Linked DNA regions of Homo sapiens: region 1 is linked to region 2. Evidence: read pairs that join two places in POLR2A ChIA-PET (ENCODE). Cell type or tissue: Panc1. All regions are shown on one strand. Each heading gives the region's core, and the rest is flanking DNA. Links, peaks and the distances in the headings are about the cores only. Region 1 overlaps VPS13D (vacuolar protein sorting 13 homolog D). Region 2 holds the start of LOC124904811 (small nucleolar RNA U13).

Region 1 (16,467 bases), core at 3,276-11,275, 320 kb before region 2:
TGGTATATAGACAGGTATTTCTTCTTTCAACTCTATGAAGTTTCTGGAAGACTTCAGCAGTTTTCGCGTGGGGAGGTAGAAATAGACAGTTTCCTATTTTTATTAGGAGCTTATGAACACAAGATTGCCTTCTCCAAAATCCATTTTATAACAGGAAACTGTCTGCTGCTTGAGTAAATAAGCATCAACTTTGTATACTACTGTATTTGATTAGTCATTTAGTTACTACAAGAATAAGCCCTGTTTGGCTCGTTCCCTCATCTCGACTTTGACTGTCCAGATTAACCTGAAGGTGGCAGAATAATTCATACCACTGGGCTGTATCTCAGCTTTTTCAAATGTGGAGTCCCAAAAGCAGTAAATGACTAGGTAAGGATAACTTTTACTTAAGGGCCAGAATATTTCCTCGATTCAGACCAAGCACCTTAGTCATTCGGAAAGGTAATAGTGTCTATGATGAAGGTTTTGACATTTCAGTAGAGGTTTCAAAGTCTTTGCTACTTTGTGTGGTTCTTCTTTAATATTTGGTTGCAAGGACAAAGTTGGGGTATAAAAGCTTTTTACCTTAAGCCTTTGTTTTGATCTCATTTTCTCTTCTCTGAGAATAAAGTAACGCTCAAAGTAGTATTGGCAAAACAGAGTGCTGAACTGATTGTCAGTACCCTGTTTTCCCAGCGTGTTTATTTTATGACTCTAAGCAAAGCAGTTGAGCTTACTGAACGTTCACTCAGTTTCTCCGACAGTGAAATGAGGAAAATAAGGCCTGCTCACGTACTTTATCATCACTCACCATGAGGTGGGGTGAGGCATGGGTGAATGAATAGCAGAACATTTTTCAGGAGAAATAATACCCTCCATTCTGGCTTTCATGCTTTCTACCTAATAGGTAGTTGCTATTGTGAAAATGCACATATTCAAGTCTAAAATCAAGTAGCTAGCCATATGACTTTAGGCCATCCACTTAACATTTCTTGTTTTATTTATACCAAAGAGAGAGAGAGAGAGAGGGAGAGTTAGGCTGAATTAACTTGATGTTGGACTTTTTTGCGGGGTGGGGAAGACAGGGTCTCACTCTGTCAGGCTGAAGTGCAGTGGCATGATCACAGCTTACTGCAGCCTCAACCTCCTGGGCTCAGATGATCCTCTCACCTCAGCATCCCAGGTAGCTGGGATTATAGGTGCGTGCCACCATGCCTGGCTAATTTTTGTATTTTTTTGTAGAGACAGAGTTTTACCATGTTGCCCAGGCTGGTCTCAAACTCCTGGGCTCAAGTTATCTGCCCACCTCAGCCTCCCAAAGTGCTGGGATTACAGGCATGAGCCGCTGGGCCCAGCTCAACTTGAGGTTGCTATTAATCTCTAAAATATTCTGAAATTACTTAGCAGGAGGTTATCAGTGACTTCCCAAGGCACCAAGTCCAGTGACCTTTCTCTCTAGCCTTATCTTTGTAGCATCCTCTGCCATTTTGACATTGCTGACTTCCCTGTTCTTGACATCTGTCCTTTCTGGTTCTCCTCTTGCTCTGTTGCTTCTCTGCCTATTTCTGTTTTCGTTTATTCTACTTCTTCTTTTCCTGATCTGTATGTTAAAGGTCCAGATTTTTCTCTGTGAACTGTCTGGTTATGTCACTTGTCTATTTTTCTGTCAGGCCTTTTATCTCTTCTAATTTTAGAAGCTCTTTCTAAAAGTTATGTCTTTGATGAAAGTTGCAAGTATTTTTTCTTCAGCTTTTTGTCTTTTTACTTTGCTTTTGGCGTGTGTGTGTGTGTGTTTGTGTTTAATTATACAAGAGCTGTTTATTTTTATGTTGTCAAATTTATTAGTCTTTTGCTGTTTTGAATCTAATTTTTTTTTGAAAACTACATGTTCAGAGAAATTCTCTAGTAACAAACTGTAGAAATGATCCCTGAAAGCATAGTCTTGAATCTGAATTTTGAGTCACAAAAAAGTTTTCCCTTCTCTATGGTTTTAAAAAATTTCACCCTTTCTTCCATTATATGATTGAATTTCAATTAAATGTATTCTTGTTCCAAAATAATTTAAGGCAGTCTCAGAAGACACATGCAAAAAGATTATAAGTAAGAAAACAGAATAGAAATGTCATTAAGTTGCACATGAAATTTTAATATATAATAAAGAGACTTTAATTCAGTGGGGAGTATATAGACTTTTCAATAGTGCTATTAGACTAAATCACAATAGAAAAAATATAAAATTAGATTTATTCTTGACACTTTATGTAAGGATAAATTCCAAGTGAATCAGAGATTTACTGGTAATATTAGCATGAAAAAGTGTTTTTATATTCGGTAAGGAAGAGTATTTGGCATGCCTTGTAAACACCTTGAAATATCAATCATTTTAAATAAAGATATAATCAGAAAATAGACCCATATCCAGAGATTGTTAACCAGCTTATAGCAGACCCAGGCTAGTTGAGAACTTCAAGAAAAGACAGATCGTGGGGGCGGGGTTGGGGAGTGTCCATGTGAAGCCATTGGAAAGCTACCAAAACAGCCAGGACTGGAGAGTTCAAGATTTATGAGAGGAGAGAAACTCAGTAAGGTGAGCCCAACATTTATTTTGCTTTTATTCTTGAGACTTTTTCTGATTTGTAAGCAGTGTGGGGAGAAAGGTGAAGAAGCCAAGCAGAAAGCAGCTGCCAACAGGCAGAGAATGCAAGTAAAGCTTTTGGCAGTCTCATGGGGCTAGCAAAGCAAAACTTAGACTTCATTGCTACTAAGAGAGCTGGTAATTGAAGGGCTAATATCTTACAGAGAAGGGACAGGCAGAAAACAAACCCCAATAATCTGAGGTACTTTCTTTCTTGAGATATTTGATGATTTCTAAGTGACACAGTCTGAGAGAAATCAAGCAAAAAGTGGCAGCTAAGAGGCTGAAGAACTTAAACAGTCTTCTAAGCAGTTTTGTGGTACTAGGGAGATTAAAAGTGGAGGAATGGCATTGGTTTTCGTTGAGACTGCTAAAGGACTACACCAGGCCTCATAAGGACTAAAACACACCAGAACTTAGATAAAGACTGAAACACAGCCTTGAGAAAACCCAAACCCTGGTTGATTTAGGCATTATGCTTCTTACTCTAACTGCCTACCAGAAGCTAAAAACTCATCCAAAGTCTCTGTAAGTTTTCATACAAAATGTTGCATTCAGTCACAAATTACCAGGCCAAGATGAGATGAGACCAAGAGAAAAAACAAACACTAGAAACAGAACCATAGATAAACTGGATGTTGGTATTTTTAGACAGAGAATTTAAAATACTATGAAGGTATCTAAGAAGTTTACCAGAAAACTATAATTTTTTTAAAAAAATTATCAAATAATAAGGGAAAATTATAGACCAGCACTTTTTCATGAATATAGAAGAAAGAAATCTGAACAAAATATTAGTAAATCAAAAACAGAAATATGTAAGAAGGCTAATATAACCAAATTGGATTTTTTCCTGGAATGCACATTCAGTTTCACATTTGCAGATAAATTTGGTATTTTACCACATCAACACGATAAAATAGAATATGATTATTTAAAAATGCATAAAAGCTGTTTGACAAACTTTAACATCCATCTACAGTAAAAATTCAGCAAGCTAAAAATAGAAGATAACTGCTTTCATCTGTTTAGGTCTATCTGGTAAAAAGCTACAACAAACATCATACTAATTGGTGAGATAGTAAAAGCTTTTTCTTGAGATAAAGGAAAGATACCCATTATCACCACTTCTTTCACCGTTACACGGGAGTTCAGCCAGTAAAATAAGTCAAGGATGATCTTTTTGAAAAAGAAGTAAAAGGCATAGGAGCTGGAAAGGAAAATAAAAAGTTCGTTATTTGTAGAAAACACGATCGTTTACTAGAAAATCTAAAAGTATTTTCAGATTAGTTATTAGAATAAGTAAATTTAGTAAGGTCACTAGAGACAGTATAGAAAACAGTTATATTTCTACATGTCAGCAATAATAACAGAGAAAAGAAAAATTTGGAGGCTATTAAGAAAACAGGTCTGGGTGTGGTGGCTTACACCTGTAATCCCAGCACTTTGGGAGGCCTAGGTGGGAGGATCACTTGAGCCCAGGAGTTCAGGGCCAGCCTGGGCATCATAGGGAGACCCTGTCTCTACAAAAATGGAAGGAAGGAAGGAAGGAGGGAGGGATAGAGAGAAGGGGGAGGAGGAGAGAGAGATGAGAGGGAAGAGGAGGGAGGGAGGGAGGGAGAGAAAGAAAACATTAACTACTGTATCATTATCTATTATTGTGTAACAAATGACGCCAAATTGCAGTGGTTTAAAACAACCACCATCTTATTTGTTTACAATTCTGTGGGTTAATAATTTGGACTAGACCTAGCTGGGTGTTTCTTCTGCTGGTCTCACCAGTGGTTGTTCATATGGCTGCACTCACCTGGCAGTTAAACGCGATTAAATGGTATGAGATGACCTCAGTCTCATGTCCAGCGGATTGGTGCTGGCTGTCAGCAGAACCCCTTTCCACATGGTCTCCCATCTTCAAGGAAGCTACTCCCAGCTTCTTCACGTGGTGGAAGCATCAAAACAGGCAGTGCAGAAGCTCCAAGCTCTCTTGAGGCTCAGGCTCAAAGGTCACACATTATTATATCTCTCGCATCCTATTGGCTGAAGCAAATCACAAGGCTAGTGAAGATTCAGGTGGAGGGAACATAGACTTCACCACTTGACAGAAGATGCAAAGAATATGTGGTCATTTTAAATCTACCACAGTATCTAAGAATAAACCCAACCAAAGACGTATAAGACCTCTACACAGAAAACAATTAAACATTATTGTGAAAAATTAAAGACCCACATAGATGAAGGGACATACCATGTCGATAAGTTGGAAGATTCGGTAAAGTTGTCGTTGCTCCTCAAATTGATCTGTAGATTCAGTACAGTCCTGATGAAAATTCCAGCAGTTTTTTTGGAAGCAAATTGACAAGCTGATTCTAAAATTTCTCTGCAGTTGAAAAGCGCAAAGAGCAGCTAAGGTAACCCTGGAGAAAAAGTACAAAGTTGGGGAGAGCTTACACTATTCGATTTCAGAAATTATTACAAGACTACAGTAATTAAGACAGTGTGGCATTAGTAGAAAGCAGAGCAAAGTGAAACAGAAGAGAGAATCCAGAAATGGATGTATAATACCATCACGTGACTTTTGACAGCATTTATGCCATACTGCGGTAGTGGAACGGATGACCTTTTCAGTAAATATTACTTAGTTCAATATTTATCAGAAAAAAATGAATCTTGGCCACTCCCTCCTACCGTACATAAAAATAAATTCTAGGTGGAGCATAAATAAAATCTAGGTGTGAAGAGTAAAACAATAAAACTTGTATAAGTAAACGTGGGAATATCTTTATGACCTTGGTGTAGACAAAAATTTCTTAACCAGGACACAGAAAGCTCTTACCATATAAGAAAATATTGATAAGGCAGATTTCCTTAAAATTAAGACTGTCTGATCATTAAAAGACACCATTTAAAGAGTAGTAAGATAAGTCACAGAATGGAAGAAGATATTTGCAACACATCTGTTCAACAGAGGACTTGGTATACAGAATATATAAGAACTCCTACAAAGCAGTAAGAAATAAAAAACATGAACTCACTACAAAAATGAGCAAAATACTTCAATAAGCACTTCACAAAAAGATATCCAAATGGCTTATGCATTTAAAAGTTGCTTAATCTCACTTCTCAACTGAAAAGAGACTACGCTGAGGTACCATTACACACCCATCAGTTTATCTGTCAAAACTATGCTGAGATACCATTACACACTGTTCAGATTTTCTGGGTGTTTTTTTGTTTGTTTGTTTGTTTTTGTTTTTGGTCGTTGTTTGTTTTAAGTGACAGGGTCAGCCACGGTAATCCCAGCACTTTGGGAGGCTGAGATGGGTGGATCACTTGAGGCCAGGAGTTGAGCAACAAAGTGAGACCCTGTCTCTCCAAAATAAAAAAAAAAAAAATCAGCTGGGCGTGGTGGTATGTACCTGTAGGGGGAGGCTGAGGCAGGAGGATCACTTGAGCCCAGGAGGTCCAGGCTGCAGTGAGCCAAGATCCCGCCACTGTACTCCAGCCTGGGCAACAGAGACTTTGTTTTCTGTTTTTGAGAAAGAAAGAGTGAGGCAGGGTCTTACTCTGTCACCCAGGCTAAGTACAGTGGCATGATCTCAGCTTAGTGTGGCCTTGACCTTCAAAGTCCAAGTGATCCTCCTCCTCCAGCCTCCTGAATGGCTGAGACTACAGGCGCACGCCACCATGCCCAGTTAATTTTTAAACTTTTTGTAGAGACAAGGTCTTACTTCTTCACCCAGGCTGGTCTTGAACTTCTGGCCTCAAGCGATCCTCCCACCTCAGCTTCCCAAAGTGCTGGGATTACAGGCATGAGCCACCACTCCTAGCCAGAATATCTTTTTTTTTTTTTTTAAACGATCTATACCAAGTGTTGATGAGGGTGTAGAATAGCAAGGGATCTTGTAGACTGCTGAATGGAGCATAAACTGGTTTGACCACTTTGGAAAACTGTTTGGCAGAATATATTAAGATTGTGCATGTACATTCTTTATGACCCAGTTCCACTCCCAGGTATATGTCCAAGAAAAATGCATAAATGTGCCCCAAAAGACATAGCTAGGCAGGGAGCAGTGGTTCACAGCTGTAATCGCAGCACTTTGGGATGCCAAGGCAGGCGGATTGCTTGAGCCCAGGTGTTTGAGACCAGCCTGGGCAACATGGTGAAAACCCTTCTCTACAAAAAATACAAAAATTAGCTGGGCATGGTAGTTTGCACATGTAGCCTCACCTGCTAAGGAGGCTGAGGTGGGAGGATCGCGTGAGCCCAGGAGGTCAAGGCCGCAGTGAGCTGTGATTGTGCCACTGCATTCCAGCCAGGACAACAGAGTGAGAACCTGTTATCTAGTCTGCCATAGACATGTCTAATGTTGTTTATAGCAGCATTATTCATAATATCAAAAAGCCTGAAACAACCCAACTTTTGAACTTTTCATCAACAATGGTGGTTAAATACATTGTTTTATTCTTGCAATGGAGTATTTATATGGCAATGGACGTTAACAAACTACAGCTATATGCAACAATCTAGGAAACCCCCATATGTAATGTTGTCTATGAGAAGCCACCTACAACGAAGTGCATACTGATGATTCCATTTATATGCAGTTTAAAGCAGAAGAACTTACCTGTAGTGATAGATGTCATCACTGTGGTTGTCTTTGGGGAGGAAGGAGGAGGGAGTGGGAGCATGCTCATGGTGAGTGGGCTGCTTCCAAGATGGGGATAACAGTCTGCTTTCTGATCTGGTGGTGGTTACATTATTGTGTTCACTTTGGGAAAAATCATTTGGGTTTTGAACTATACATTTGATTAGTATACTTTTCTGTGTGTGTGGTTTACATCAGTCAAAAAGTAAAACATGACAAACAGATACAAAACAGACTAAAAGGAATTATGACACAAACTGATAGTGTTTATTTCTGTGTGATACATGTGACTTGGGTGATATATGTCTGTCTATATATGTATTTTTCCCTAGTATTTTACTTTTATAGTTATAGGGAAAATCCTTATTTATAAACATCAAAACCTGACCCTCATTCGAAAGTTAACATGACTTGTAGCTTTAATGGAATCTAGAATTATAGTATCACAGAAGGCCATCATATGACTTAAGTATGTCATTTCCTTTCTTCCCTAATTAGGCCCTAAAAAGCACCTTGGGGTTTCCTTTGATACGGTTTGAAGACGCTGTGATTAATCTAGATCCATTCACTCGGGTACATCCCTATGAGACCAAGGAGTTCATCATCAATGATATCCTCAAACATTTCCAGGAGGTGAGGCTTGGAGAAGTAATCATTGGCTGGAGCATAAGCAGAATGTTTGTTTTAGTTGTTTGGGAATTTTGGTTACTAAGGCATTACTATTGAGAACCCAGTTAAACATTTCAACTCTGTTGTGTTACGGGTCAGGTCACTTCCCAAGAAGCCCGTATGTGTCATGAAAATCCTGAGATAGTACATTTGACCTATGAGCTGTTAGTTTCATCCCTCAGAGCTAGTCTGAGGGGTTCCTGCTAGATTAATCATGACTCTTAATGGTTTAGTTGATGCTTTAATAATAACAAAATAATGTTTTTATTTACCAGGCATGGGCCTTCTTTCAGCAACTACACCCATGTTCTTAGAGTCTGTGGGATCCTGCATTTGGGTTGAACTTGAAATTTTTTAAATCACCTTGGACATTTTCCATTTTGTATTTATTATCCAGACTGCAAAGATCAAAAAGTAAAGGCAAGGCATAATCTTCAATGAATAGATAGGTCAAGATCGTATCAAATTTAATAGCTTTCAAAGTTAAAATATATTTTATTCTCACTTCCTTTTCTCCATTCCCCGTTTCCTTTTTTGACTATCCTAATTGGTGATATTTCCACCTAACTAAGGAAAGTGATACAGCAGATATCACTGGAACCTGGGATCAGGCAATTGGAAGTACAGAAAGAGTGGAGGGGCCAGTCATGGTGGCTCACACCTGTAATCCGAGTACTTGGTGGGAGGCCAAGGCAGGAGGATCACTTGAGCTCAGGAGTTCAAGACCAGCCTAGGCAACATATTGAGACCCCATCTCTACAAAATATAGAAAAAAAAGATTAGCTGGTTGTAGAGGTCTTGCCTGTAGTCCCAGCTACGGGAGGCTGAGGTAGGAGGACTGCTTGAGCCCAGGAGGTCAAGGCTGCAGTGAGCCACGGTGATGCCACCTCACCTCAGCCTGTGTGACTGAGACCCTGCTTCAGAGAAAGAAACAGTGGAGGTTTGCTTGATAAGTCTCTCCATGCCTTCTTCAGGCCCCCCACCCACACCACAGCTTATGAGAGGAACTGTAAATCTACCTCTCTTCCTCACTTTCCTTTTGTAATTCTCCCTGCTGGTGATTACTTCTCTATTTGTAGGCATGATGAAAAGGAGAGTATGATGTATATAGTAGCAAATACTCATAAGAATGCTTCCTGTTTCATAGCTATTTTTATTCTTCTAACTGGCTTGGAAGAGTATGTGTATTGGGATATGTGTATTGGGAGAAGCTTAGGTGGTGCTCCTGAAAGGACAGGAGATTATTTTGCAGTTGATGAAGATTAAAAGCTTTTAATCTCGTTACTTGTAGTAATGAGAATGGAGAACAAAATAGATTTCTAAGCTCTTCGCTTGGGACACTGGTATCTGCAAATATAAGTAGATGCTGATTGGACTTTTCTCTTCCTGTTCCATTTGGCAGGAACTCCTCAGCCAGGCAGCTCGAATCCTGGGATCAGTGGATTTTCTTGGCAATCCTATGGGGCTTTTGAATGATGTTTCTGAAGGGGTTACTGGACTGATAAAATATGGAAATGTCGGGGGCCTCATCAGAAATGTTACACACGGAGTATCAAACTCTGCTGCCAAGGTAAGGAAATAGAGGTGAAATTCCATTATAATTAACCTCACGAGTCCTCTACAGTACTACAATTTCTTTTATAGTTAATGGGCTGTGAAAAGTTATATTCATGGCTTTTGCTTCATTGCCCACATGCCTTGCCTTTTCCTCACCTCCAGTCACCTGCCACCAGGTGCACTGAGTCCACCTCTGAAATACCTCTTCCTCCTTCCTCTCCGTTGCCACTGCCTTAGTCCAGGCATTGCGTATGTCTTACCTGGGTCACTGCAATAGCCCCCAGCACCCTGGACCTTTCACGATGACCCCTACACCTTTCACTGTGCCACCAGAATGAACTCACTGGATTGTGCCATTCTCCTGCCTGAGATCTACCAGTTATTGCCCACAGTTTACAGGGAAAGTCCAAGCTGAAGTACAGCCTTCTATAATGACAACAACCTTTTAAGCCACCTGAAACCAGCAGCAGATGGACAGTGATGTCATTCTCCAGTATCTTGCAGCTAGTTGACTGGTTTGTTCACTGACATCTTAATTCGTGGACATTTTCTTAGTTCACTCTGTATTTTCTGGCAGGAATTGATTATATGCGAAGCTGGAAAAGGTGAAGCGAGTTGAAGGTAGTTGCTATTTGACATACAGCCCTCCAAAGAGCTCTGCTTTTTTTCTCTTCCTTTCATCTCAACACACTTTTCTTGTAGAGACTGGCTTTTTCATGAATGAACTCATTTGGAGGAAACACCTGTACTCTCTGCTTATTTACTGTGGAGAGAGCATTTTTGTAGTGAGATCACAGGTGTACTTGCGCCACAGGGTGATATGACATAAAAGTAGCTTTACCAAAGAGATCTTTGTGGCACCGCGTAGAAATGTATCTTGAAGAGGAGGTAAGAGAGTCGAGTTGAATAGCATTTCTCTGTGGTATGGTGTTCTCGTTAATAATGTGTGAAAGCTGAGAATTTATTCTTTTTTCCCCAAACTATTTTCTAGGGATGATAGATTGGTCAGATCAGTTCTGTAGGATTATTGAACCAGACTAAAGTGTACTGTTTGGCTTGTGGTTCAAAATAAGCAACAGTCTTTTCTTTTTCTTTTTTCTTTTCTTTTTCGCGACAGAGTCTTGGTCTGTCGCCCAGACTGGAGTGCAATGGTGTGATCTCTGCTCACTACAACCTCTGCCTCCCGAGTTCAAGCAACTCTCCTGCCTCAGCCTCCCAAGTAGCTGGGATTACAGGTGCCCGGCACCACACCCCATTGATTTTTTGTATTTTTTAGTAGAGACGGAGTTTTGCCATTTGGCCAGGCTGGTCTCGAACTCCTGACCTCAAGTGATCCACCAACCTCGGCCTTCCAAAGTGCTGGGATTACAGGTGTGAGCCACTGTACCCAGACAGCAACAGTCTTTTAGAGAGACTTTCCCACTCATGGTTTGAAAGTGGTGAGACTCAGGTTCAAAGTCTGAACTAGCGTGTACTTTTCTGCCTTGAATCCTTTCTCACACTCCCATGTTCCCTTACCCCTCACGCATCATAAAACCTCATAGTGGTAACACAGATCCCTCACTCTTCTTGCTTTAGCTCTTGGACTTGATATAAATGAATGAACTTAAATATTTAGTTGTAAATGCCCAGTTAACATATTTTATTAAATTTTATTAACTTTATTGAATTCTAATTGACATAAGAAAGTCTTCTTGGTTTTATAATTTCTTTGTTTTTGTACCCTGGGCTTTACCATAATTTTAAAAATGAAGATGCTTATGATTTAACAATAGGACTTCCTCACTGTGGAATAGAAATGCACCTACTTTACAGGTTTATTGTGAGAACAAAATAAGGTATGACGTTACAAAAATTTTGAAAAATACAGAGTGAAGAAGATAAATAGGTCATTACTTTGACTGTAGTATTTGCATGGAGACTTGAGCCACCAGGAAGCCATTAGTGCTCTTGAAATGAAAACCAATCTATTATGAACTACAGAGAAGGAGGGTCTGGGACACTGAGAGTAGGAGAGTCAAACCCCATCAGGGCCAGTTTGACTCTTAGGAACCTCCATAGTTCACTGGGTTAAGAATGAAGAAGCTGTTCAAGTGCCTGTGACATCTCAACAGGAGAGACCTCCTAGGAGTTTCTCCAGGGTCTCCTGGCAACATCCTAGTGAAAGGATTGGCCCTTTATTCTCCTTGGTTTGTGGAAGTCTCGTTTGTTTCCTGGTTTTTCTGTTTTCCCTGAAAAACTGTTTTTGAAGCTTGAGGGTCAGCATGAGATTATAACTTAGGCAGAAAGAAAGGGCAGTGTCCTCCCTACCCCCACCCTCATCCTGGATCTATATGAAGGCCTGGGGGCAGTGATAATACATTTGATTTGGTATCATGCTTTGTATGTTGCCAGATTTATATAAGGGTATTGCTTTCCAGGGAACGAGTCCTCTGGTATGGGAACTTCCCTTCCCATGGGGTTGGGTTCCTTCATATAGTTGTCTTGCCTTTAATAAGCTACTAGTATTGGAGCCACAGGCTGCAGCTGAGGGGATTGCTATGTAATTTACAGGCATAGATTGTGTATTAGTCCATTCTTGCTTTGCTCTAAAGAAATACCTGAGACTGGGTAATTTATAAGAAAAGAGGTTTAATTGACTCATGGTTGTGCAGGCTGTACAGGAGGCATGATGCCAGCATCTGCTTCTGGCGAAGTCTTAGGAAGCTTCCAATCATGGTGGAAGGTGAAGCAGGTGTCTCACATGGCAGGAGTGGGAGCAAGGGAAAGAAGGGGGAGGTGCTACATACTTTTAAACAGCCAGATCTCATGAGAACTTGCTCAATATCATGAACACCAAGGGGATGGTACTAATCCATTCATAAGAAATCCACCCTTGTAATCCACATACCTCCCACCAGGTCCCAGCTCCAACATTGGGGATTATAATTCAACATGAGATTTGAGGGACAAACACCATACTATATCACATTGCTTAACATCAGGGATACATTTTGAGAATCATTTTACTAGGTGATTTCATTGCTGTGCGAACATCATAGAGTATACTTACACAAACCTAGATGGAATACAGCCTATTCCACACCTCGGCTATCGGCTCCTAGGCCGCAAAACTGTACAGCATGTTAAAGATATCTAAACCTAGAAAAGGTAGAGTAAAAGTATGGTATTATAATCTTATGGGTGGATTGTCGTATATGCAGCCCGTAGTTGACCAAATTGTTATTTGGCACATGACTGTATTTTGATACCAGCAATCTTAGGTGTTTATAGAGATGTAAAAACTAGTTATATCTCTAAGATGAGAAAGCAAATAAACACAAAATGACCACTTCTTATAGGAAATGGTAGATCTAAATGGGTCTATCAGTTGAATACCCATTCAGGTCATCTGTGATTCTGCACGTATGTGGTTGGACTAAAGATGTGCATTTTCTTGTAGTTTTGTGGGTTGAAATCAACGTTTAAAGTTGTTTTAGGGGAATGTTTTATTTGTTTCTCTGTGTAGACCAGAGGAGTTTGAGGAAGTACAAATGACCACAAGAATCAACTGTTGGCCTGTGTCAATTATTGCTTTAAAGAGTGCCTGAGTTCCAGTGATTAAAAAAGGGTCAGAGGGGACAGAACTGCACCTCATTGAGCCCCTGCCAGTGCACTGCACTTTACTGCAAAGACCAGAGGGCTTTAGCCTGGTTGAATGGGCTTTGAGTGTAGTGGAGAAGTTCATAAACCTCTTAAATTAATTGTAAATATTGTATAAATGTGCATTTTTCTGGGATGAGGGTCCAATGTTTCTTTTGTATCCTCAGGGAGAGATTCTTGCCTCCAAAGATTGTAAGCCATTATTATAGACATACGTTTGTACATTGAGGGGAGCTTGGGGCTGGTAGTCAGGATTGCCAGCACTTTAATTGTATTTCTACCTTTAAATAATCTTTTCCTCTGTTAAGAGATTTGTTTTTAACATTTATGAAAAGATGATGGTAACTCCCCCTGTCACACTGGCCTGAGGAGCAAAAGAGATGAAGTATATGAAACCCAGTGAGGAGTTAAAAGGAATTCATTCTGTCACATAAGAAGATAATAGACCTGTAGGGTTTAGTCATCTGTGGATAGATGCACAAATTTTAAATTTCAGGTCTATAGTGTATCCACTTGTGGAATTTCTCATTTCTTTTTTCTCCCCCCAGAGCGTTCCTGCAAAAGAAACGTCTCATTTCATCTCTGTTGTTTAATTTATTTAATACTGGCTTCAAGGAAATATAAGTAGGAAATAACCTATGCCCTTTTATCTCAGTTATTTCTCTTTGCCTTTCTTTCTCATCTCCCAACGCTAGAAATCAGCATATGGATTCAAATGTAAGATTTAAGTCTTAGCCACCAAATTGTGAGCATCTAACCCATGACTCCCCTGCCTGGGTCTTGGCAAGATGACTCTAGCCCTTAGCGGAACTTCAAAGATCTGATCCCATTCCTGAGGTCATGGCAAGGCAATCGCTTCTGGAAGGTCTTCTCTGAATGTGATTTATTTAAGAAAATGACAGCATTTCATATTCCAAACCCATGTCAGAGGAGAAAGTTTCTTTCTGCAGCATGAGTTGCAAAAAGTATACTTTCTTCTAGTTGTGTGTCATGTGAAGAATATCTGCAAGACACTCTAACATCTTTTAAAGGCAGAGAACTGGGAGGGCCCCCTATTGATGAAATTTCCTCTCTTATAGACTCTAGCTTCATTTTTACCTTCATTCTTGTGTGATATTTTCACATACATAGCTATCCTCAACAAAATAAATAAAGTACTTCTTAAATTAACAAAATCTCAGATATTAACAATAGAGCAAATGATCCCACTGTCTTTTCTGCCCCTGTAGAAACTGTGTTTGCTCTGCACCGTTGTTATCTGGTCTTCCTAAGGGAAGAAAGCCAACAGCATACTTAATTTCTTCCAGCAAAGGAGAGAAGCACTTTCAGTCATCACTAATGAAACCTCTGCTCATTCTGTCCTACTTTCCATCCCCCTTTTTTTGAGACAGTCTCACTCTATCGCCCAGGCTGGAGTGCAGTGGTGCAATCTCGGCTCACTGAACTCTCTGCCCTCCTGGGTTCAAGCGATCCTCCCACCTCAGCCTCCAGAGTAGCAGAGATTACAAGGATTACAAGCATGTGCCACCATGCTCGACTAATTTGTATTTTTAGTAGAGATGGGGTTTCACCATGTTGGCCAGGCTGGTCTTGAACTCCTGACCTCAAGTGATCTGCCCTCCTTGGCCTCCCAAAGTGCTGAGATTACACACTTGAGCCACTGCGCCCAGCCTCATCCCCTTCAGTATGTCTTTATCAAGTCAATATAGGATGCTTTTGATTCTGGGTACCTTTTTGATCCCATGTTTGTTTTGATTCTGTGTTTATGAATACAGATATTTTCATAATTTGTCGTGTTCTTAACAAATTATTTTCATAGTGGTTATTTGCTATTCATGTAAATTAGAATTCATTGTTCATTGTTTGCTACATGTTAATTTTACTAATAACTTTTATAGTTGTATGGTAGTTTTCTCTTTTGCTTTGTGGTATTTATTTCTACCAGGCCCAAATTTCCCAGCTCAAATTCTGCAGATCAAATTTTTGTCAAGGAGATGTGAGTTTTCTGCCACTTTTTAGTTAATGCATTTTATTCTATGTTGTTTTAGCCATTGTTTCATTGTCTTAAATCAGTTTTGTTTTTTATGAATTTGACAGAGATCTAATTTTTTAGATGATTTCTTGGTACAAACAGCATTAGTAGGAAAAGGTGTAGGAACAGGGTTGAAACACTGCACTTCATTGTGGAATACATACTAATGTATAAACATTTGTTGAGCACCTCCTGTTGGTTAGGCTTGGTGAGAGACCCTTTATATACATTGTCTTCTGTATGTTAAGCTCTATTCTGCCAATCAGGAAACTGAGAGTTAGAGAAGTTAAGTCTTCAAGGTCACACAGCTAGAGGTGACAGGGGTGGATCTGAATCCAAGTCCAGCTAATTTTGAAGGTCTTTTTTTTTTTTTTTTTCTTACAGGATGTTTTTCCTTTGTGTTTGTAAGGCATTCTTCTAGGCACTGCAGAGAATATGAAACATTAATTACTGCTGACTTCCCACCAGAAGCCTCTTATTTGATGTCACTGTGTAGCTGGTCAGTGACCACTATGGTAGCATTCTTGGCACAAAGCAGGCCCTCAGGAAGTGCTGGTGCCCACCGTCATTCTCGTGTTAGGTTGGTTGTGGCTGTCACTGTCTTCTTTATAGGCAATAAGAACCTTGGCAATTGCAACCATGGTTTTACTCATGTGATATCATTTGATCATCAGAATTACCTGGTCAGTAGCTAGATGGGCATTTTCAGCCCCATTATGTAAATGAAGAAACTGAGGCCCAGATTGGTCAGGTGACTTTCCCAAGATCAGCCAGGTCACTACAGAGCTGAGACCTGGCTCTTCTGTACTGGCATCTCAGTTCTCATTTTTAATTAGACTTTTGAGATATCACTTAACTACAAGATTTATTCTAGACATGCCTCTATGTGTTAAACAAATAAACCAAAAAAATAAAATAAAAAGCAAACCAAACAAAAAGCCCTACCTAGTCCCACAGTGAACTTTGATAACTTTTAGGAAAACTGTCTGAAGATAAATATAAGCAAGTTGAGACCGAGAAAACGAGAAATTCAGACAGTTCAGATAGTTCAGTAGAAAATCTAGCTAGGACTTTAAATACCATTTTGTTCCATTTCTTTGGTTTCTGTTTGGGACAGCAGTGTGGAGGAGCTGCTTCTTTTCGAAGCAAACCTTTCACCAGCCCTTTGTCCCAGGACACCAGATTTGGTGCCTAGCCATGATCCAGTGGAAACTGACTTTCCTGTCCCTGCACAGAGACTCTCAGCCAGCCCCTGCCATCAGCCAGCCTTCTATCATATATACTATGACCTTGTTGAGGAGAGAGGG
Region 2 (16,467 bases), core at 4,701-12,700:
TTTTGAAAGGAATGGCCAGGGTCCTCTGCTGGCCCCACTTGGTCTTCTGGAGGCTCTGATCTTGGTTGGTTAGTGGTCTTTACAGGCCAAGGTCAAGGCCATTGCACAAAAAACCCTGTGCATGCCCTTAACTTGCTTTCAGTTGAATATTTGGGCTGAACTATGAGGCAGAGAGGAATCCCATTGGGTGGCTCCTTGCTGCATTCGCAGTTGACCAGCATGGGGTTTGTTGGAGAAATAGGAACCATCCCCTGAAAACACACACTATGGTAGCCACTCAACTGTTGAAAGGCACTGGAGTCCAATGGGTGAGGCCGCCTCTGAGACAAGCCTCTGAGTTGAGGCTGGGAGAGGCTCCCTCCTTGGAGTGTTGCTTTTTTTGTTTCACCCCTGCCTCTGGAGATGGGTAGAGGAACATGAGCTGACCTTCTGGGAAGTGAGGTTGGTGAGGAGTTGCTGAGGCACTGCAGGGCCATGCCCAGTAGAGAGGAATGTATAACATTTTAAGAGGCTGAGAGCACCCCTTGTTGGGCGCATGCCCATGGCAGCTTCCTTCTGCCGATCATGGGAGAAATCAAGCACTTTCACCTAATGGCTAGATGATTGATTTTGGGATGAAATTCTCCACTCCTCTCCTTTACCACATCACCACTATCCTTCCTGCAATACATCCACGAGACTCACTGAGTGGAAAAGGGATAGGAATGAATGTTCACCCAGGGCCAGCTACATGCTAGGCACTGTACTGGACCATTTAAATTTGCCACCTCTTATGTTCCTCACATTAATCTTACAGAGTAGGTACAGACATACCTATGGATATTGCAGATTCAGTTCCAGACCACAGCAATAAAGCAAGTCACATGAATTTTTTGCTTTCCTTAGTGCATGTAAAAGTTACATTTCCACTATATTATAGTTTATTAAGTGTGCAATAGCATTATGTCTTTAAAAAGCATGTACATACCTTAATTTAAAAATACCTTGTTGCTGAAAAATGCTAACAATCATCTGAGCCTTCAGTGATTGCAGTAGCCTAGGCTACTATTTTCTATGTGGGGTTTGCACATTCTGCCCATGTCTGCGTGGGTTTTCTCTGAGTTCTCCAGCTTCCTCCCACATTCCAAAGATGTGTATGTTACATTCATGGGAATGTCTAAATTGTCGTAATCTTTTTGCTGGTTGATGGTCTTGCCTTGATGTTGATGCTGCAGGTGGTGGTTGCTGAAGGTGGGGGAGGCTGTGGCAATTTCTTAAAATAAAATAAGACAACAGTGGATTTGCCACATCAATGGACTCTTCCTTTCATGAAAGATTTCTCTGTAGCAGATGATGCTGTTCAATAGCATTTTACCCACAGTAGAATTTCTTTCAAAACTGGAGGTGGTCCTCTCAAACCCTATGCTACTTTATCGATGAAGTTTATGTAGTATTCTAAATCTTTTGTTGTCATTTCAACAGTGTTCATAGCATTTTCACCCAGAGTAGATTCCATCTCAAGAAACCACGATTTTTGCTTATCTGTAGGAAGCAAATCCTTATCTGGCCAACTTATTCATGAGATTGAAGCAATTCAGTCATATTTTCAGGCTCCACTCCTAATTCTAGTTCTCTTGTTATTTCCACCACATCTGCAGTTACATCTTCCACTGAAGTCATGAACCCCTCAAAGTCATCCATAAGGGTTGGAATCAACTTCTTCCAAACTGTTAATGATGTTATTTTGACCACCTCCCATAAATCATGAATGTTCCTCATGGCATCTGGAATGGTGAATTCTTTTTAGAAGTTTTCCAGTTTACTTTGCTGAGGTCCATAAGAGGACTCACTGTCTATGACAACTATAGCCTTACAAATTGTATTTCTTAAATAATTGGACTTGAAAGTCAAAATACTCCTTGATCCACAGGCTGCAGAAGGGATGTTGTGTCAGCAGGCATGAACACTACTTTAACCTTGTACATCTTCATCAGAGTTCTTGGGTTATCAAGTGTCTTGTAAATAAGCAGTAATATTTTCAAAGAAATCTTTTATTCTGAGCAGTAGGTCTCAACAGTGGGCTTAAAATATCTAGTAAACCATGCTGTAAATAGATGTGCTGGCACCCAGGCTTCTTTGTTCCATTTATAGAGCACAGGGAGGCTAGATTTAGCATAATTTTTCAGGGCCCATTCTTGGAATGGAAATGAGCATTGGCTTCAACTTAAAGTCACCAGCTGCATTAGCTCCTAACAAGAGAGTCAGCCTGTTCTTTGAAGCTTTGAAGGCAGGCATTGACTTCTTCTCTCTAGCTATGAAAGCCCTAGATGGCATCTTCTTCCCATAGAAGGCTGTTTCATCTACAATGAAAATCTTTTGTTTCATGTAATCACCTTCATCAATCATCTTAGCTGAGTCTCCTGGATACCTTGCTGCAGCTTCCCCATCAGCTCTCCTTCACCTTGCACTTTTATGATTATGTTATGGAGACAACTTCTTTCTTTCAACCTCTTGAACCAAACCCTGGCTAGCTTCCTCACTTCCCCCTCAGCCTTCATGGAATGAAAGAGTTAGGCTCTTCCTCTGGATTAGGCTTTGGTTTACAGGAATGCTGTGGCTGGTTTGATCTCCTATTCAGATCATTACATTTTCCTGCATGTCAGCAATAAGGCTGTTTTTCTTTCTTATCTATCATGTTTCTCTGGAGTAGCACTTTTAATTTCCTTCAAGAACATTTCCTTTGCATTCACAAGTTGGGTAACTGGTGTAAATGATAGAGCTTTTGGCCTGTCTCAGCTTTTGACATGCCTTCCTCACTAAGTTTAATCATTTCTAGCTTTTGATTTCAAGTGAGAAATGTGTGACTCTTCCTTTCACCTGAACATTTACAGTTCCTTGTAGGGTTATTAATTAGCCAAATTTCAATATTGTTGAAATCTCAGGGAATAGGGAGGCCCTAAGGGAGGGAGAGAGATGGGAGGGTGTCAGTCAGTGGAGCAGTCAGAACACACAACATTTATTAAGTTCACTGTCTTATATGGGTGTGGTTCGTGGCACCAAAACAATTACAGTAGTAACACCAAGATTACTGACCACAAGCCAGGCATGGTGGTGCATGCTGTGGCCCCAGCCACTCAGGAGGCTGAGTTGGGAGGATTGCTTGAACCCAGGAATTTGAATACAACCTCTGCAACATAGTGAGACACCTGTCTCTAAAATTTTTTTTTTTTTTAATTTAAGAAAGGAAACAAGGCCAGGGGCAGTGGCTCACTCCTGTAATCCCTCCTAATGCTATCCCTCCCCTTGTCCCCCACTCCCCGACAGGCCCTGGTGTGTGATGTTCCCCTCTCTGTGTCCATGTATTCTCATTGTTCAACTCCCACTTGTGAGTGAGAAATGCGGTGTTTGGTTTTCTGTTCCTGTGTTAGTTTGCTCAGAATGATGGTTTCTAGCTTCATCCATGTCCCTGCAAAGGACATGAACTTATCCTCTTTTATGGCTGCATAGTATTCTATGGTGTATATGTGCCACATTTTCTTTATCCAGTCTATCATTGATGGGCATCTGGGTTGGTTCCAAGTCTTTGCTATTGTAAATAGTGCTGCAATAAACATATGTGTCCATGTGTCTTTATAGTAGAATGATTTATAATCCTTTAGGTATATGCCCAGTAATGGGATTGCTGGGTCAAATGGTATTTCTGGTTCTAGATCCTTGAGGAATCGCCACACTGTCTTCCACAATGGTTGAACTAATTTACACTCCCACCAACAGTGTAAAAGTTTTCCTATTTCTCCATATCCTCTCCAGCATCTGTTGTTACTTGACTTTTTAATAATTGCCATTCTAACTGGCATGAGATGGTATCTCATTGTGGTTTTGATTTGCATTTCTCTAATGACCAGTGATGGTGAGCTTTTTTTCATGTTTGTTGGCCACGTAATGTTTTCTTTTGAGAAGTGTCTGTTCATATCCTTCACCCACTTTTTGATGAGGTTGTTTGTTTTTTTCTTGTAAATTTGTTTAAGTTCCTTGTGGAGTGTGGATATTAGACCTTTGTCAGATGGAGAGATTGCAAATTTTTCTCGCATTCTGTAGGTTGCCTGTTCACTCTGATGATCGTTTCTTTTGCTGAGCAGAAGCTCTTTAGTTTAATTAGATCCCATTTGTCAATTTTGGCTTTCGTTGCAATTGCTTTTGGTATTTTAGTCATGAAGTCTTTGCCCATGCCTGTGTCCTGAATGGTATTGCCTAGGTTTTCTTTTAGGGTTTTTATGGTTTTAGGTCTCATGTTTAAGTCTTTAATTCATCTTGAGTTAATTTTTGTATAAGGTGTAAGGAAGGGGTCCAGTTTCAGTTTTCTGCATATGGCTAGCCAGCTTCCCCAACACCATTGATTAAATAGGGAATCCTTTCCCCGTTGCTTGTGTTTGTCAGGTTTGTCAAAGATCAGATGGTTGTAGACATGTGGTGTTATTGCTGAGGCCTCTGTTCTGTTCCATTGGTCTTCATGTCTGTTTTGGTACCAGTATCATGCTGTTTTGGTTATTGTAGCCTTGTAGTATAGTTTGAAGTCAGATAGCATCATGCCTCCAGCTTTGTTCTTTTTGCTTAGGATTGTCTTGGATATATGGGCTCCTTTTTGGTTCCATATGAAATTTAAAGTAGTTTTTTCTAATTCTGTGAAGGAAGTCAATGGTAGCTTGATGGGAATAGCATTGAATCTATACATTACTTGGGGCTGTATGGCCATTTTCACAATATTGATTCTTCCTATCCATGAGCATGGAATGTTTTCTATTTGTTTGTGCCCTCTCTTATTTCCTTGAGCAGTCCTTTGTAGTTCTCCTTGAAAAAATCCTCAGGTCCCTTGTAAGTTGTGTTCCTAGGTATTTTATTCTCTTTGTAGCGATTGTGAATGGGAGTTCACTCATGATTTGAGTCTCTGTTTGTCTATTGTTGGTGTATAGGAATGACTGGGCTTTTGCACATTGATTTTGTATCCTGAGACTTTGCTGAAGTTGCTTATCAGCTTAAGGAGATTTTGGTCTGAGATGATGGGGTTTTCTAATTATACAATTATGTCATCTGCAAACAGAGATAATTTGACTTCCTCTCTTCCTGTTTGAATGCCATTTATTTCTTTCTCTTGCCTGATTGCCCTGGCCAGAACTTCCAATACTATGCTGAATAGGAGTGGTGAGAGGGGGCATCCTTGTCCTGTGTTGGTTTTTTAAAAGGAATACTTCCAGCTTTTGCCCATTCAGTATGATATTGGCTATGGGTTTGTCATAAGTAGCTCATCATTTTGAGATATGTTCCATCAATATCTAGTTTATTGAGTGTTTTTAGCATGAAGAGGTGTTTAATTTTATTGAAGGCCTTTTCTGCATCTAGTGAGATAATTATGTGGTTTTTGTCTTTGGTTCTGTTTATGTGATGGATTATGTTTATTGATTTGCATATGTTGAACCAGTCTTGCATGCCAGGGATGAAGCTGACTTGATCATGGTGGATAAGCTTTTCGATGTGCTGCTGGATTCGGTTTGCCAGTATTTTATTGAGGATTTTCACATCGATGTTCATCAGGGATATTAGTCTGAACTTTTCTTTTTTTGTTGTGTCTCTGCCAGGTTTTGGTATCAGGATGATGCTGGCCTCATAAAATGAGTTAGGGAGGAGTCCCTCTTTTTGTACTGTTTGGAATAGTTTCAGAAGGAATGGTACCAGCTGTTCTTTGTATCTCTGTTAGAATTTGGCTGTGAATCTGTCTGGTCCTGGGCTTTTTTTTTTTTTTTTGGTTGGTAGGCTATTAATTACTGCCTCAATTTCAGAACTTTTTGTTGTTCTATTCAGGGATTTGACTTCTTCCTGGTTTAGTCTTCGGAGGGTGTATGTGTCCAGAATTTATCCTTTTCTTCTAGATTTTCTAGTTTATTTAAGTAGAGGTGTTTATAGTGTTCTCAGATGGTAGTTTGTATTTCTGTGGAATCAGTGGTAATATCTCCTTTATCATTTTTTATTGTATCTGTTTGATTCTTCTCTCTTTCCTTCTTGATTAGTCTGGCTAGCAGTCTACTTTTTTCATCTTTTCAAAAAATCAGCTCCTGGATTCATTGATTTTTTGAAGGGTTTTTTTATGTCTCTATGTCCTTCAGGTCTACTCTGATCTTAGTTATTTCTTGTCTTCTGCTAGCTTTTGAATTTGTTTGCTCTTGCTTCTCTAGTTCTTTTAATTGTGATGTTACAGTGTTGATTTTAGATCTTTCCCCCTTTCTCCTGTGGGCATTTAGTGCTATAAATTTCCCTCTAAACACTGCTTTCAGCTGTGTCCCAGAGATTCTGGTACATTGAGTCTTTGTTTTCATTGGTTTCAATGAACTTATTTATTTCTGCCTTAATTTCATTATTTACCCAGTAGTCATTCAGGAGCAGATTGTTTAGTTTCCATGTAGTTGTGTGGTTTTGAGTGAATTTCTTAATCTTGAGTTCTAATTTGATTGCACTGTGGTCTGAGAGACTGTTTGTTATGATTTCTGTTCTTTTGCATTTGCTGAGGAGTGTTTTACTTCCAATTATATGGTCAATTTTAGAATAAGTGCTATGTGGTGCTGAGAAGAGTGTATATTCTGTTGATTTGGGGTGGAGAGTTCTGTAGATGTCTATTAGGTCTGCCAGAGCTGAGTTCAAGTCCTGAATATCCTTGTTAATTTTCTGTCTCGTTGATCTGTCTAATATTGACAGTGGGGTGTTAAAGTCTCCCACTATTATTGTGTGGGAGTGAGTTTTCACTCAATAGTATATCTAAGAAATTCAGCCTGAGAAAAATAGATTTGCCTTACTCTTTTTAGCTGCTGAATAGTATTCTGTAGTTTGGCAATATTACACTTTTTAGCCATTCCCTACTGTTGGACACATTTGGTCTGTTTTTCAGTTTCTCAATGTGACAAACAAATTTGTAGTGAGCATTTCTGCACACATCTCCTTCTGCACATGTGATTCTCTGTGATAGATCCAAGAACTGTTAGCAGGGTACAACTTAAATGTTGATAAATACTAACAAAATGCTTGTTTCATTTCCTTTTATCATCAGATCTCAGTTGGGAGGGAAGTAGTCACATTGTAACAACCAATCCCTAAAGCAAAAAGAAAACTGATGGGTTTGATAATTGTAGGATGGGAAGTAGTTGGTACGGTATATCTGTATTTTAAAAGGAAAGTTCCTTGACTCAAACCATTAGTGGGTTTTTGCCTCAAATATCCTTGCCTCCATTTAACAAAGCAAAAGTTGTCAGAGTCAGCAAACTGGTTCCTAGTTATGCAGATTGCCAAAGCTTGTTTGGTTCCCTGACAAGAGCACCGCTGCTCCAACATGGCAGCTGGCTGTCTTGCAAATTGCTGTACAAGGTTAAATCAGATAAGGCAGTGCCTGGGGTTCAGTTTCAAAGCATTTCTAGTCATAGTAAAAACACTCAATGCTCTATCTCCATTACTATGAAATAATTCCCTGGCTGTCATCACTAAAGAACCGAGGAGTTTTAATTTTATGTGGAAGAGATAAATTTTGGACTTGTTGCTGCTGCATTCCCAAGGCCCCTCCAGGAGGTAGAATGATGCAGAACACGTGATCTGGAGCCAATCAGAGACCCAACATTTAACCTCCCAGCCCCTCAGTTTTCTTGCCTTGAAATGGGGATCATCATATCTAATGGGTTGTTCATGCTGACTTAATGAAAGTTGTGATTAGGTATATGCTGCTTGTTAGACTCAATTGTAGGGGGTAGGGAGTGCTGTTGACTGGACTCACAGCAAAGCCCTTGGTGGGGTTAAGAAGTTAGTCTTGTATGCAGGAATTCTCTATTCAAAGAGAATCTAGAATGACTTCCCTTGGGATTCTTCTGCCCCAAATTTTCAAATACACTCTGCTAATGAAGGAAAAGGAATAAATTTTGTTACTAGAGTAAACTTGGTTTAGGCACAAAGAGAAGAAAGAATTGACAATTTTTTTGACCTTTTCTATGTGACAAACATTTTACCGGGTGCTTTTAGGTGACATCTCATTGAATCCTCATCATGTTATGAAGCATATAATATGTCTTCCTAATTCATAGGTCAGGAAACCAAGGTTGACATGGCCAGGAAACTTGTTCAAAGTTTCTTGGTAAGTGGTAGAACTGGAATTGGAAGCCAAGTTGGTCTGAGTTCCAAATCCACCACCCTACAACCATTCGGTTCCCATTGCAATAACCTGAAACTGATTTGCCATCTTTAAGAAGTGTTTCTAGGTCATAGTGGATGAGGAGTGAAGAAGTCAATTCATTATTCACTCCTTGAGTCCCACTTTAGACTTTGCATTTCCGGTAAGCCTTCCTACTCCAGTCAGGTTTATAGTCTTCTCCTTCTGGCTTGCATAGCATACTGTAGTTCCTTTATCATAGTTCTGAGCACATTGCATTGTGATTATACAGTGACTGAAAATGTGAATGGGATTGGATTAAAGTGTTCCATAATCCAATCCATATATTGGATTAAAGTGGTGCCCAATTTCTAATGTTCACAGGTGCTTGGAAAAGCAAATGGCAATCATCTCTGGAGGAAGGAAACATTCTAGGCTTTACATTGTTTTTGCAAAGAATTTTTAAGATACCAGCTACGTGAGAAGAAAAGAGCTAGAAGTAAGAACCCACAGAAACAAGAGTAAAAATAAGAAAAGAAAAGAAAAATCCAAATTCTGTAAAAGAGGTCTGCTTACTATGCTGAAGGAGATAAAAATCTAAATTTGAAATTTGAGGAAGTTGAAACTGGTAATTTAAAAGTTCAGAAGGCAAAACGAAATTTAAAAAATTAAAATGGAAAAAATAACATAGCATTAATACACACACACACACACACACACAAACACACACACGTATATATAGGAAACAAATAGAAATTCCAGAACTGAAGAATACAGTAAACAAAATAAAAATTCAACAGATAGACTTGTCAAAAGAAAAACTTCAGCCAAGTTAAACTTAAAGGAGTTTAATTGAGCAGTGAATGATTCACAAATTGGGCAGCCCTCATAATCATAGCAGATTCAGAGAGACTTCAGAGGTGCCTTGTGGTGAGAACAAATTTATAGACAAAAAACAAAAAACAAAAAACGGGGGGGATGTTTCATACAGAAATTGGAGGTGAGGTACAGAAACAGCTGGATTGGTTACAGGTTGGCTTTTGCCTTATTTGAACACAGTTTGAACACTCAGCAGCCTGTGGATGGCTGAAATATGGCTTCTGGGAATGGCCAAGACCCAGCTGTTGTTACAGGTGCATACTCCTACGTTAGGTTTTCAGTCTTGTCTGCCTATTAAGCTAGGTTATGATTTGTCTACAAGGACTCAAACAGAGAAGTACAGAGTCCTCCTCAGGCCATATTTAGTTCGCTTTAACAGGCTTGATTTCACCTTAGACACACCTGAAGAAAAGTTATGTAAACTGGAATCTAGGTCGGAAGAAACTATAAGAAATCAAGCATGAAGAGACAAAAGGATAGAAAATACAGAAGAGGGGACCAGAAGCATTGAGGATTCAGTGATAAGAAAGAACAAATATGTAATTGTTTTCCTAAAAGGAGAGTGGAAAGAAAGGAGGCAGCAGCCATATTTGAACAGATAATAGCTGAGAATTTCCTAAAATGATTGAAAGACATTTACCCATAAATCCAAGAAGCATATTGCAAGCAGTGTAAAGCAATCCACTCCTACCTAGATATATCAGAATAATGCTGCAGGAAACCAAAGATAAAGAGAAAATCTTAAAAACAAAACAAAACAAAATAATCGCCCAGATACCTTAAAAGAATTAATAAACTGACACTTGTTTTCTCAGAAGCAACAATGACAGTCAGGAAACAGTGGAAAAATTTATTCCACGTGTGAAGAAAAGTAACTGCCAAACTTGAATTCTACCATCACCGAAAATATCCTTCAGAATCAAAGTGAAATAAAGATGTTTTCAGATAAATAGAAACTGAGGAAGTTTGCCACTAGCAGAACTCCTTTAAAGGAAATTCTAAAGGGTTCTTCAGGAAAAAGGGAAATGATCACAGATGGGAGGTCAGAGATGCAGAATGGAATAAAAAATAATGCAAATGGCAAATATGTGGGCAAATCTAAGTAAATGCTAACTATAAAATGATAATAATAATAACTCATGTAATGTAAAATATGTAGGAGAGAGAATTAAAGTACATAATAGCATATAGATCTGGAAGGGACCAAATAGAGTTAAATTGTTCTAAGGTCCTTGAGTTTTCTGGGAGGAGGGTAAAAGTATCAACCAAGATTAGACTTTGCTAAGTCATGAGTGCATGGTAATTTCTTTGGTAAACACTAAAGTAATAGAAAATAGTTTAGTCCACTATGGGAGGCAGAAAAATAATAGTTAAGGGAATTTATATCCTTAAAACAACAATTAAGGGAATTTATAGTCTTAAAAGCATATAGAAGAAAGGAATAAAGGCTGAAAATTAATGAACTAAACATCCATCTCAAAAAACTAGAAAACTGATAGTAAAACAAATCCAAAGAAAATATAAGGAAGATAATGAAAAAAATAAAGTTTTTAAAAGTATTTTTTATTTACTTTTATTTTTTAAATTATTTTTTATATCTTTAAAGGAAAATTTCTAAAATAAAACAATCACACAATAGAGATGATCAACCATGCCATGTTTTGGCTCTTGGAAAAGACGGATAAAATTGGTAATATCTGGTGAGACCAATAAAGTAAAAGAGAAAAGCCATAAATAGTAAATATTAGGCATAAAGGGAACTTTAATACAGGCCCTAGAGATATAAAAAGATAATAAGAAGACATTATGAGCAACATATGTCAAAAATTTTGAAAATTTAGGTGCAACGTATAAATTCCTAGAAAAATACAACTTACCAAAACTGGGAAAGGAAACAGAAAACCTACGTAATTTTGTACCTAATAAAGATAGTGAATCTAAAATAGAAAAGCCTTCCAACAAAAACAAGACCAAACAGAAACCTCTTGGCCCAGATGGCTTGATTTATGTAATATTCAAGGAAGAAGTAACACTCAGCCACACACACACACACAAAACCTGATTTAAAAATGAGCAAAGGCAAAGAACTAAAAATAGAATTACAGTTAGACCTAACAATCGCATTACTAAGTATTTACCCAAAGGAAAATAAACCCTTCTACCAAAAAGACACCTATACCTGTATGTGTATTGCGGCACTATTTACAACAGCAAAGACATGGAATCAACCCTGGTGCCCCTCAATGGTGTGGCTTGGATAAAGGAAATGTGGTACAGGCTGGGTGCAGGGGCACACGCCTGTAATCCCAGCACTTTGGGAGGCCAAGGTGGGCAGATCACTTGAGCCTAGGAGCTCGAGACCAGCCTGGGCAACATGATGAAACCTCGTCTCTACCAAAAATACAAAAATTAGCCAGGTGTGGTGGTATGCACCTGCAGTCCCAGCTACTCAGGAGGCTGAGATAGGGGGATTGCTTGAGCCTGGGAAGTTGAGGCTGCAATGAGCTGTGATCATGTCACTGCACTTCAGCCTAAGTGACAGAGTGAGACCCTGTCTCTGAAAAGACAAGAAAAGAAAATTGGTACATATACATTATGGAATACTACACAGCCAGAAAAAGGAATGAAATCATGTACAATGTGGCAACATAGATGCAGCTGGGGGCCATTATCCTAAGTGAATTAATGCAGAAACAGAAAACCAAAAACCACATGTTCTCACTCATAAGTGGGAGCTCAACACTGGGGACACATGGGCACAAACACGGGAACAGTGGACACCAGGGATTCCAAAAGTGGGGAGGGAGAAGGAGGGCAAGCGTTGAAAACTCCCTATTGGGTACTATGTTCACTACTTGGGTGGCAGGATCATTAGAAGCCCAAGCTCTAGGATCTTGCAATACATGCGTGTAAAAACCTGCACATTCACCCCTTGAACCTAAAATAAAAAATGAAGCAAAACAAAACAATGGGCAAAGGACTTGAATAGACATTTCTCTAAAGTAGATCTATAAATGGCCAATGAGCACATGACAAGATGCTCAATACCATTAGTCATTAGGGGAAATTAAATTCACAATGACATACCACTTCACACCCACGAGGCTGGTTATTGTTTAAAAACTGGAAAATAACAAGTGTTGGTGAGGAGGCAGAGAAATGGGAACCCTCGTGCTCTGCTGGTGGGAATGAGAAATGATGCAGATGCTGTGGAAAACAGATGCTTTTGTGGTTCGTGAACCTGATGATTGGGTGTTCATGTATGTGTGTGAGATGTACCACCCTCGAACCTTGTTATGACGTCAGCACATTACCCATCTGACCTGGAAAAAAAAAAGAGAGAAGAAAGCAGTTTTGTGGTGCCAATTTCATCCTAGGTATAAACCCAAAGAACTGAAGGCAGGGATTCAAACAGCTACTTGTATACTAGTGTTCATACCAGGATTATATTTACAAAAGCCAGAAGGTGAAAACACATCAAATGTCCATCACCAGATGAATGGATAAACAATGTGTTAAATACATACAACGGAAATACCATCCAGCCTAAAGAGGAATGCAGTTCTGATACATGCTACAACATAGATGAATCTTGACAACATTATCTCAATGCAAGAAAACTGACACAGGAGGACAAGTATTATATGATTCCACTTATATGAGATACCTAGACCAGGCAAATTCACAGAGACAAAGGAGAAGAGAGAATACCAGGGGTTTAGGAGAAGGGGAGAATGGGGAGTTACAGCTTAATTGGTACAGAGTTTCTGTTTGGGATGCTGAAAAAGTTCCGGAAGGTGTGGAGCAATGGAAACACCCGTACACTCATGGTGGGAATGTAAATTGATACTACTCTCTGGAAAATAATTGGCATTATCTAGTACAGCTGGAGACACATATGCACTCTCTGATGTAGCAATTCCACTCCTACGTATTTATTCTAGAGCAGTGGGTTTCAAAGTGAGACCCACAGATGCTTGGAGGTCCCAAGTCCCTTTCAAGGGGCCTGGAGGGTCAAAACAATTTTCTTTTTTTTCTTTTACTTTTTTTTTTGAGATGGAGTCTCGCTCTTGTTGCCCAGGCTGGAGGCAATGGTGCGATCTCGGCTCACTGCAACCTCCACCTCCCGGGTTCAAGCAATTCTCTTTCCTCAGCCTCCCGAGTAGCTGGGATTACAGGTGCCCGCCACAATGCCTGGCTAATTTTTTGTATTTTTAGTAGAGATGGGCTTTCACTATGTTGGCCAGGCTGGTCTTGAACTCCTGACCTCGTGATCCGCTCGCCTCGGCCTCCCAAAGTGTTGGGATTACAGGTGTGAGCCACCGTGCCCAGCCGACAATTTTCATAATAATACTAACTTGTTATTTGCCCTTTTCTACAGTGCTTTTTTTTTTTTTTTTTTTTTTTGAGACAGAATTTCGCTCTTGTCACCCAGGCTGGAGTACAATGGCACGATCTTGGCTCACTGCAACCTTTACCTCCTGGTTCAAGTGATTCTCCTGCCTCAGCCTCCCAAGTAGCTGAGGAGGCGTGCACCACCACCCTCTGGCTAATTTTTGTATTATGAGTAGATACAGGGTTTCACCATGTTGGCCAGGCTGTTCTCGAACTCCTGACCTCAGGTGATCCACCTGCCTCGGCCTCCCAAAGTGCTGGAATTACAGGTGCGAGCCACTGCGCCTGGTCCACAGTGCTTACTTTGATGGTGCAAAAGCATTTGTGGGTAAAATTGCTGGCACCTGTGAACGAATCAAGGCCGTGCCATTAATTATATTAGTATCCTTTATTCTTCACTGCCACACACTCACAGTTTAAACAAAAAAATTAAGTTCACTTAAGAATGTCCTTTGATGAAGAAGTAACAGTTATTTGATCAAATCTTGACCCTGAGCAAATGCCTTTTTAGCACTCTGTGTGATGAAATGGGAAAGAGATACAAATAAGGCACTGACGTTGCACATCCAAGGGTGAGGGCTGTCTTGAGAAAGAGCATTTGTGTGGATTATTGAGTTGTGACCTGAATTAATTAGCCAGGCTTTTTTTTTTTTTAAATGAAACACCATTTTTACTTGACAGACCATGATTATTCACAGACAAACCATGATTATTTAAATTTGAATTTTTTTTTTTTTTTTTTTTTTTTTTGAGACGGAGTCTCACTCTGTTGCCTAGGCTGGAGCTGTGGTGCGATCTCGGCTCACAGCAAACTTCGCCTCCCAGGTTTGAGCAATTCTCCTGTCTCAGCCTCCCGATGAAATGTTCTCTTGATGTTTCCTTGAAAATGAATGAGGTAAGTCTGTCGCTTCAAGGAAAACAACTGAGATTAATTGTTGCCAATAACAAAATTTTGAGCTTTCAAACTAGAACTAGAATTTTGGAAAGCTTGCGTCCACCGCTGTGAGCTTAACAACTTCCTAATAGTTCAATGCTTTTCTGACCATATCAGTAATGATGTTAGCAAATGTGATTTTTTCTTTTTTGAGACAGGGTCTCACTTTGTTGCCCAGGCTAGAGTGCAGTGGTGCAATCGCTGCTTACTGTAGCCTTGACCTCCTGGGCTCAGGCCATCCTCCTACCTCACTCTCCCAGTAGCTGGGACTACAACTGTGCATCACCACGCCTGGCTAATTTTTGTATTTGTTTGTAAAGATGGAGTTTTGTCATGTTGCCCAGGCTGATCTTGAACTCCTGGGCTCAAGTGATCTGCTCGCCTCAGCCTCCCAAAGTGCTGGTATTACAAGGTGTGAGCCACTGTAACCAGCAGCAAGTGTGCTTTTTAAAAATATTGTATAGTTTGGAAGAGCTACACAGCTTAGTAAAGCAATATTTTCCAGATGACCACCAAAATCACCAATGGGCAAAAAATTTATTCAAATTTTTTGTTTTGGAAAATGGATTTAATCTTTATTAAAAAATTAATTATGTTAACATGAAATGAGTTTTTTTTTGTTATTTGGAAATTAATAAATATATTTTAAATTTCTGTTTTAATTTCTTTCTTTCTTTTTTTGAGACAGGGTCTTTCTCTGTCACCCAGGCTGGAGTGCAGTGGCATGATCGTAGCTCCCTGTAGCCTCAAACTCCTGGGCTCAAGGGATCCTCCCATCTCAGCCTCCTTAGTAGCTGGGACTACAGGCGTGCATTACCACGCCTGGCTATTTTTTGTGTATATATTTTTTTAAGAAATGGAGCTTCACCACGTTGCCCAGGCTGGTCTTGAGCTCCTGGGGCTCAAGTAATTCTCCTGCCTTGGCCTCCCGAAATGCTGGGTTTACACACATGAGCCACTGTGCCCAGACTGTTTTAATTTCTAATATGGTAAACATTGATGAATATAACCAGTAACATGTTGACAAACTCATTTTCTGGGAAAAAAAACCCAGCAGCCTGATATGTAGCCTTTGCCAATTCTGTGGTGTAAATATTCCCACTGCGACTGATGTCAAGCTACCAATGTGACTTCATAGAGCATGGGATTGGGAAGAGATCGAAACTGGCTCTCATGAGCAGGTGCTACCTGGCTCCAGCACCACTAATATAATCCACATTTAAAAAGCCCTCTGAGTCCTCAATAATTTTTATGAGATTAAGAGGTCCCAAGGCCAAAATGCTTAAGACCCACTGCCCTAGAGAAATGGCTATATTTGAGCACCAGGATATACGTATCATGTGATCTGAGAGACCAAAATAGACGCCCCTGTATCAACTAAGACCCTAAGGCTAAGGAAACAAAAGCTACCTACAGGTTGAGGGTTCAGAGCTTGGCTGGCCTGATAATTTTTTTTTTTGAGACAAAGTCTTGTTCTGTCACCCAGGCTGGAGTGCAGTGGCAAGATGATGGCTCACTGCAATCTCTACCTCTTGGGCTTAAGGAATCCTCCCACATCAGCCTCCCGTGTAGCTGGTACCACAGTCATACACCACCACACCTGGCTAATTTTTGTGTATTTTGTAGAGACAGGGTTTCATCATGTGGTCCAGGCTTGTCTCGAACACCTGGGCTCAAGCAATCTACCTGCCTTGGCCTCCCAAAGTGCTGAGATTATAGGCATGAGCCACCGTGCTCGGTCTCAGCATGGCAAATTTCTAATCTTCTGTGGCTATAGGAAAAAAGACCCTTGCTAAACTCCCTAATAATAGGGCCCCTCAGGCTGATTTACAACCTAGGCCACTACAACTCTGATTGGACAGAGGACTGGCCTTACAAACATTCTTTTCTGGCAAGTTATTGCAGACCTAAAGCCAGTTTCAGCCAGCTTATAGAGGCTGTGCACAAACTCTCTTTGTGTCCTATATTTCACCTTTTGACATAAAGAACCAAATTCCACCTCATTTAATATTAAAACCTGGCCCACACTTTGCAAACCGGTATCACCAATAAAGCTGTCCTGCTATTCAGCCACCCTGGTGGTCTTTCGGATGACGATCATGTA

The links. ChIA-PET counts read pairs that join two places held together with the same protein. Peaks named below come from ENCODE experiments on the same cell type or tissue, not always from the same donor. Only the 100,000 strongest peaks of a DNase experiment are listed, where the experiment ranks them.
Region 1: POLR2A ChIA-PET joins it to region 2 with 5 read pairs; 2 of 35 experiments call an interaction of 5 or more read pairs at or near these places.

Annotation. Positions count from the first base shown.
Region 1 is chr1:12,407,329-12,423,795 of GRCh38, forward strand. It overlaps VPS13D (vacuolar protein sorting 13 homolog D), which reads left to right. Exons shown (of 70, transcript NM_015378.4): 64 at 7,759-7,893; 65 at 9,332-9,499. It also overlaps the pseudogene LOC124904680. Among named protein-coding and RNA genes, the nearest start is that of SNORA59A, 92 kb to the right of the region's middle. In Panc1, for the core only: no CTCF peak of the experiment used is centred there; no DNase peak of the experiment used is centred there; H3K27ac peaks cover 195 bases.
Region 2 is chr1:12,727,482-12,743,948 of GRCh38, forward strand. LOC124904811 (small nucleolar RNA U13) reads left to right here and starts at 12,255; the gene lies at 12,255-12,358. It overlaps AADACL3 (arylacetamide deacetylase like 3), which reads left to right. Exons shown (of 4, transcript NM_001103170.3): 4 at 1-1,279. In Panc1, for the core only: no CTCF peak of the experiment used is centred there; no DNase peak of the experiment used is centred there; H3K27me3 peaks cover 1,276 bases.